2 separate regions of the Homo sapiens genome follow, and region 2 is linked to region 1. The links are chromatin contacts, found by Hi-C in ENCODE. All regions are on one chromosome and are shown on one strand. Each heading gives the region's core, a stretch centred on a gene start or an enhancer-like site at or near the end of the contact. The rest is flanking DNA. Distances are from core to core; before and after follow the strand shown. Region 1 holds the start of FOXI2 (forkhead box I2). Region 2 holds the start of AS-PTPRE (lncRNA antisense to PTPRE protein-coding gene).

Region 1 (3,883 bases), core at 824-3,323:
TCCTAATCAGCAGCCGTTTCAAAATTCCTGAAGGTGTGGAGTCATCCCAGACCCTCTGGCAAGCTCCGGAAGGGTGTTATGGGAGGAAAGTGGGTGTCTATAGGCGGTGATATGGGTTTGCACCATAAGGAGAGGATCCAAGTCCTGTTTGCTACACATGTGCTGAGGGAAAGACACTTTCTTCAAGAGGTAGTCACCAAAAAGCTGGTCACACCTACGGACAGCAGCATGGTTTCCCCTGAGGGGGGCACTGGAAATCGCTAAGCTGAGTGGCAGGTGGCACTGGCTGCTCTTTTGGGTGGAAGCAATAGACTGTGTTCACCTGAGACTCAGCAAGAAGAGGCGTGTCCCACCCCGAGTACTTCCCGTTGACCCCGCAACCGCCCCTGCAACGACGGGGATGGAAGGGGAGGGCGGCTTCGTAAAAGGCACCTGGGACCCCCACAACTAGCATTCCTTTGACAAAAATCAGAAATCTTTGGGAAAGGGGGAAGGAAAAGGGGGCAGAGTCCAGCCGAAAAGCCGACCTCAAAGAACCATTTTGGGGTATTTCTTTTCTCTTGACTGCTTGGGAAATGCCTTCGGTTCACCCACCACTTCTGAAGGGGCTTCACTTCTAAGGCGAGAGGCCAACGTCCCAACAGAGGGACTCTCACTTCTTTCTGCCATTTGTTAAATTGTTCCATAAATTAGTTGTTTTACATAAAATTTGGAACTACGATCTGGGAGGCCGAGGGGCTGCACCACCAGTAAGTCGCTGACTCAAATGGGCCCTTTAATCCCCAAACCCAAACTCTTTCCTCGATCGAACCGCTGGCCTCAACCTACAAGCCTCCTCCACCGCCAAAAGTCGGGAAGGGTTGGTCCTTTTGTTTTACAAATGAATTAAAATTAGATCCACAGGCCCGCGTAACGCTGGGGAATACCCAGGGCGAGGCCAGCTTCCAGGAGGTCAGCGCCAACACCGCCGGCAGGAATCTGGGGGGATGGGGAGGTCTCCTCATCTCTGAGCCTTGAGCACCAGGCCTGAATTTTCGCCTCTTTCGCACAGGTGCCCGACTCGGAGTCCGGGAGGCGGGCCCTCTTTCCAGGTACCCAGCCCAGCGTCAGCCTGGGTCCATCCTCCGCCACCCCACAGCGCGGGGAGCAGGGGAGGCCGAAAGCCGGGCAGCTTGGGGGGCCGGGATAACCCGGGCTGCAGCAACCCCGGGCGGCAGCAGGACTGGAGAGCTGGTGTCGGACGCACTGCAGAGACGTCCCTGTTTTCGGCGCGTCCTCCGACACCCAGCAGAGAGCTTGGCGCTCTCCGCTCTGCGCGCCCGAGGTCACAGCGCGGAGAAACCTGGCGGGGCCCCGGACTCCCCGGCTTGGGAAAAGCGATGACTGCCCTGAACTGCTGGGGCGTTCGAAATTTCCAGGGTCCCGACCCTCCGTGGGGTACGCGCGACTTCGGCGCAGATGTCAGTCCGCTGCCTTCCGGGTTGAGGGAGCGAGGACTCCAGACGACCCCAGGGCCGCTGTCCAGGCCCAGCCCCGCGTTCTCCACCTCGCCACCTCGCTCTGCGGCTCCAGCCTGGAGATCTACGGACTTCATTGCGATCTCTTGCGCAGTGTAGTCGCCCTCTATCCCTAGCCCCGAGTCCCGGGTAACCCAGGGGCCCCGGCGAGGCGAGTTTCTTTGGGGCGAGATGTCCCGAGCCGAGCAAAGGGGCCGCGCATTGGACGGGGCTCCCAAGCCACAGCCCTGGGGGCCTTGAGGAGTCGTGGTACGGTCCAGGGCAGTCGGGGCTGCGGGGCCCGTGAAGCCAGACGAGGCTACGGACTTAGGGTCCCTGCAACCAAGACCGCGAGCGACTGTGGACTCGGGACGGATCGCACAAAGGAGGAAGGGGGAATCAGAGGGGCGTCCGGTCCAGGACGTGTCAGGCCTGGGCGGGGCGGAAAACTGACACCAGGGCGAGGACAAGGATTTCGCTCCTCCAGGGCTGCCAGGGGAGGGGCTCGCCACCGTCACTCTCCATGGGCTCTGGCCCCGACGGTGTTTAAAGGGCGGAGGGCTGGGCCGGGCTGGTCGCACCCGGGCGCTGCTGGCGGCCAAGCTGGATGGGTCGCCAGTGAGTTTCGGTGCGGCACCGCTGGCCCAGGCCCGGGCGCGGCTGGACATGGCCACCTACTGCGACGACCTGGGCCCCTCCTCGGCCCCGCCCGGCCAGGCCCAGGCCACCGCGCACCCCCCGGGCTATGAGCCAGGGGATCTGGGCGCGGTGGGCGGGGGCCCCCTCCTGTGGGTGAACGCGCCAGCGCTCAGCCCCAAGTCCTACGCTTCGGGTCCCGGGCCTGCGCCGCCCTACGCGGCCCCGAGCTACGGGGCTCCCGGCCCGCTCCTCGGCGCCCCGGGCGGCCTGGCGGGCGCCGACCTCGCCTGGCTGAGCCTCTCCGGCCAGCAGGAGCTGCTGAGGCTGGTGCGGCCGCCCTACTCCTACTCGGCGCTCATCGCCATGGCCATCCAGAGCGCGCCGCTGCGGAAGCTGACGCTCAGCCAGATCTACCAGTACGTGGCTGGTAACTTCCCTTTCTACAAGCGCAGCAAGGCGGGCTGGCAGAACTCCATCCGCCACAACCTGTCGCTCAACGACTGCTTCAAGAAGGTGCCCCGCGACGAGGACGACCCAGGTAACAGCGGCGCGCCGGCTCGCTCCGTCCAGGACTCCCCATCTTCCCGCCGGGCCGCGGGCACTCCGGGGGTGGGAGCACCTTAGACAACCTAATTTCTCCCTGCGCGGTTGGGGATACCCGGGGAGGAGGGAGAAGGGGAAGAAGTGCTTGGGCATGGACAGGTTCTCAGACAGCGGCTGAGCCCACCACAGGCCCGCGTTTACAGTGCGGCGGTCCCGGGGCTCTCAATCTCTGTGCGCTCCTTCGGAGGAAGAAGCGGGAGAGCCAGCAAGCTGGGTGACCTTGGGAGTGACTCAACTTCCCTGGGCCTCAGTGCCCTACCTGGTAAAATGGGGAAGACAGCGCCTACCCCAAGGATGGGCAAAACAAATAGGATGCCCGTTTGGAAAGCTCTGGAGCCTACCTGGGGGCCTGGCGTGGTCTGCGCTGTCCTTGGCAGAGCGGCTGGCGGAGTCCCACCATTAGCATCTCGCAGGCCTTCCTTCACCTTAACGGGGCTCGGCCTTTCCCAGGGCTCCCTTCCTCCTCCTTTCTGGATTGTCACTTTCTTCCCAGTCCTGCTGTGGAGGCCCATCGGGTACAGAGTGCCCGTCAAGGGTGGAATGGGGGCGAGGACTCAGACCCTCTGTAAGGGCCAGCAGGGGATCTTTCTGAAGCTGACCTCCTCGCTGGCTCACACCACGGCCCGTCAAAGCTCGAACCTTCTGAACTGGGCTGTTTCTTCTTCTGCAGGTAAAGGCAATTACTGGACCCTGGACCCCAACTGCGAGAAGATGTTTGACAACGGGAACTTCCGAAGGAAGAGGAAGAGGAGAGCTGAAGCCAGCGCGGCCGTGCGCTCGGGAGCCAGGAGCGTGGGAGGGGCCGAGGCGCCAGCGCTGGAGCCCCCGAGCGCGGCTTGCCTGGACCTGCAGGCCTCGCCCTCTCCATCCGCACCCGAGGCCGCCACCTGCTTCTCCGGTTTCGCTTCTGCTATGAGCGCTCTGGCTGGCGGCCTTGGCACCTTCCCCGGGGGCCTGGCGGGCGACTTTTCTTTCGGGAGGCGGCCACCGACAGTCGCCACCCACGCTCCCCAGACCCTTAACCCCTCCCCTGGCTTCGCCCCTGGCCACCAGACCGCGGCCGCCGGCTTCCGCCTCAGTCACCTCCTCTACAGCCGGGAAGGGACCGAAGTTTGAAGGGAGGCTGGAGGCTAGCCGGGTGCGGG
Region 2 (3,883 bases), core at 990-3,489, 330 kb after region 1:
ACTACACACATGCACCATACACACCACACACACACCACACATTACACACATACACAACCACACACACCACACACACAATACACACACACCACACTCACTACACACACACCCCACACACAGAGCACTCCACGGTCAGCCTTCTACCCCGGAAAACTGCTTGTGCAACAGGCTGGATCTACCAGACGCTCCTCACTGTGCTCGCCTTCCAGCTCTGGGGCAGACTCCGGTGGTGGGACTGAGGGTCAGAGTCCCCAATCCTAGACCCCCACATCCACTTGTCCTCATGGGGCTGGTGCTCATTTCCCTGGGAAGCCTGGGAGAGTGGACCCAGTTCTCCTGTCCTGGGGCTCTTTTAAGTGCACCCACACTTGGCAACACTGGGGCTGGGCCCAGTGCAGGGTTCATAAAATACAGCCCTTGCACTGCCAGGGGCCTGGCACATTCTGCTATTCTTGCTATGTAATGACCCAGCAGCCCCCATCCTGGATGCTGAAATCCTACCCTTGTCGTCATGCCACAGCTGAGACAGTCAGTGTTCACCAAAGCAGGTGCATTCTCTCTCAGGACACTAGTGTTCTCCATGGGAACGCTGAGGAAGAACATCTCTGCCATCCCTGGTGTCGCTGTGAAGCTGCTTTTGCCCTTCCCAGGAGCTGACACTGCAGATGAAGAGACAGCACTGTGATTTCTGGAAGAGACAGCACTGTGATTCCTGGTCCTAATATCTTGGCTTTGTTTGGGTTTTTTTTCCAGATGACCATTCTAGGGTGATTCTGAGCCAACTGGATGGAATTCCCTGTTCAGACTACATCAATGCTTCCTACATAGATGTAAGTGGGCAGAGGTTTCTTGTTCCCCTGGCCCAGCTGGGGCATGAGCAGTAAGCACTTTCTTGTCTGGTGCCCGGAGTGTAAATTGTCACAACCTTTCTGGGCAGTTTGGCCACAAGCACAAAGGGTACGGAACTGCCCGTGCTTTACACACTGGCATCAGCATCTGGGAATTTGAATTCAAGAGACAGAGATGATCACAGAGGATGTTCACTACAGCATTATGTATATTCCTGACCAAATAGAACAGGGAGCATGGGTAGTTAAACAGATTGTGGTAAAACCATGTGCAGTGGACTATTAGAACTTGATTTGTATTAATCTTTAAAAGATCATTTAATATCAATTATAAAATTCCCATTAAAAATACAACATAAAATAAATTGTACATGTTCACCCAATTAGAGGACAGAAATGTCTGCATGTCTGCTTGTGGGTGAGTCTGGGAAAGGTTTGGCAGAAAAACAGACTAGAGAGGGGACGTATGAAGTAGGATTTGTTATTTCTGGAATTGCTGGTGAGTTTTCTTTCCTTCTTAACCTTTTCCTGTGTTTTGCAAATTTTCCATGGTGAATATGTACTGCTTTCCTAACAGCAACACCAACAAATCCTTTCAGCAAAGATAATTCTGAAAAAATATAAATCTGATGTTATTTTTTCTAGGGTTACAAAGAGAAGAATAAATTCATAGCAGCTCAAGGTAAGCTTTTTATTAATTTCTCAACGTATTTTTGGTAACGTGAATAGCTCTTATTTCCTTCTCTGTATGCCAACAAGACCAAGGACTTATACTGGATTTGTGTGTGTGTGTTTACACCTAACAGACACGTTAGATATCCATTCACACAACGGATATGTGTAGTCAGAGAAACACACACTTATTCCCACACCTATATGGTGTGAACACAGGGCACGCAATGGCCCCGGCTGCCATTCCAGCTTGTTAATACTTGCGTCAGATAACCTTGAATTTCTCTCAGCTGGCTGAGCCCTACATGGCTCCCCAAGTTTGGGCGAGGGGTTAGTGGGGTGAATAGCTTTTCAGATCAAGGCCATAACTAAGAATATACTTCAGCTGTGAAAACGTGCCCTTCACCTTGCACAGGGCTACCTTGTGTGTTGAGTACTGAATCCAGCATCACTCCGTTCCACCAGAGGTTGTCATCTGCAGGACCTGGTGTACGTGCGGTTAGATATCAGTGGAGCTGAAACCAGATTCCTCAGACTTCCTCACTCTTAGGCCAGGAGTCTTTAGGGCAATGAGCTCTGAAAGTCAGCGTCCATCAAAATCACCTGGGAAGTTGTTACAAATGCAGAATCTCTAAGAAAAAAGGACACACATGTGCACACGCAGAGGCCATCAGGAATGTGCCCAGCTGGAAACCTCAGGAAACCTGACGATCCTGGCTGAAGCAGATGAAAGCATGTGTTTCTCTCTTGCCAGCAGACACCCACAGGGAGCTAGCCCACGGCAGGACAGCAGCAGGGCCAGGGGCTTCCTTATCTCCCCGCCCATCCCCCTCAGCACGTAGCACTTAGCTCGGGACTGCAAAATAGCCGCAGCTCAGACAGGAAGTGGATAGGGGCAGAGGACTTTCTCCTAGTGACACTTTGTCTGTTGTTCACATCCCCCTCCCGAGGGACTTTAGCTCATATCGTATTGGACAGCACCATGCTGAGAGTAAGATTTTGACAAAGAGGAGGGGATTGGGAATGCAGGGTGAGGCTGGCCAGTCTCTGCCTCTCGCAAGGCTTTCACCAGCTCTCCCACACTTGGCTGTAGACCCAGCCCTCATCTGAACCCTGCTTCTTACCTGTGAACGTCATAACTCAACCTGGGCCCAATTATCTTGCCCACTGAGGAGTTCCTAGCTGGAGTGGGTGAGTGGCAGGACAGGCAGCCCCTACCGGTTCCGGAACGCTTCAGGGCATGACGTGTGTGTCCCCAACAAGCCTGAGAAGGGAGTGAACAGCTGTCCAGGGGCCAACGGCCAGGGTGCCGGGGCTGGGACCCCAAAGGGACTTCCCTTCATGCCTTTTGACTTCGAAATTGTCCTCTACACACAGGTCCCAAACAGGAAACGGTTAACGACTTCTGGAGAATGGTCTGGGAGCAAAAGTCTGCGACCATCGTCATGTTAACAAACTTGAAAGAAAGGAAAGAGGTGAGTTCCAGGCATCTGGCCCCGGTATCACTTCCTTTCAGCTGCTGCTGCCGGGCTGGGGATGTTCTTACCACTTCCTTTTCCTACTTCCCTCCCTTCCTCCCACTATCACTGCAGAAAAAAACCCAAACACATGCAGTGGCTTACAGCATTTTCTTCACGAAACAAATCCCCTGTGTCCCCAGCATCTCACTGTTATCTAATCTGTGATAACACAATGACACAAGAGTTTCCTTTTTTTCCCAAGTAAGAGTGGCCCCCGGCTGGCCCCATGGCTCTGCCTGCCTGATGAGAGACATGAATCTTAGAGTTTTAGGATGTTGAGCGTGTCATGCGGCAGAGCTCAGGCTAGAAATGAACATGATTTCGCGCTTATTATCCAGACTAGAGAAATGCTTTTGGAAAACGTTGGTATATTGAAGAAATGTTGATTTGTCATCCGAATATATTTAATTAGCTGTTTCTAATTCAAAAAAGGATGCATGTACGTTATAAGAATTTGAATCATTGACAAAGAAGAAAAGTTGAACTGATTCGTTTCCTAATGTAACAAGTACTCATTAGCATCTGCTGTGCTGGGCCAGCTCTGTCCCAGGTGCAAGGAGTAGGGGCTCAAATTCAGGGCTGAGAAGTGGTGGCTGTGGGGAGCCTGGGTGCGGGGGTGGGGTTGAGTGACAGGCAGGGAGCCATGCCATAGGCAGTGAGCTCACTCTCCAGAATGAAAGAAGAACTGGGAGCCTGAGGGACACTTACCACAGGTGGGGCGAAGTTAGGAGGCTGTGCTTCTGGCGTGTTCTGGCATGAAGGCCCGGTTCAGTGGGAGCCGTGTGTCCTGCCCGGCCCTGCTCAGGGCCTGCTGTGTCCTGAGCTCCTCAGTCATCTGCTGGC

What was found. Hi-C counts contacts between places; a loop is a spot of excess contacts on that map. Pooled maps may share reads with other maps.
Region 2: a loop to region 1 is called in a pooled map of right lobe of liver, with 2.2 times the contacts of the local background. The contact joins the promoter of AS-PTPRE here to the promoter of FOXI2 in region 1. A Hi-C loop is called at or near these places in 1 of 168 maps with a recorded cell type or tissue (pancreas) and 2 of 50 pooled maps.

What each region holds. Positions count from the first base shown.
Region 1 is chr10:127,735,112-127,738,994 of GRCh38, forward strand. FOXI2 (forkhead box I2) reads left to right here and starts at 2,074. Exons shown (of 2, transcript NM_207426.3): 1 at 2,074-2,673; 2 at 3,409-3,883. The coding sequence starts at 2,163. The coding sequence ends at 3,854.
Region 2 is chr10:128,060,186-128,064,068 of GRCh38, forward strand. It overlaps AS-PTPRE (lncRNA antisense to PTPRE protein-coding gene), which reads right to left and starts at 2,240. Exons shown (of 3, transcript NR_136150.1): 1 at 1,942-2,240; 2 at 502-659. PTPRE (protein tyrosine phosphatase receptor type E) reads left to right here. Exons shown (of 21, transcript NM_006504.6): 8 at 754-830; 9 at 1,494-1,530; 10 at 2,898-2,995. RefSeq lists enhancers at 1,783-2,982, 2,314-2,363, 2,774-2,983, 3,323-3,883.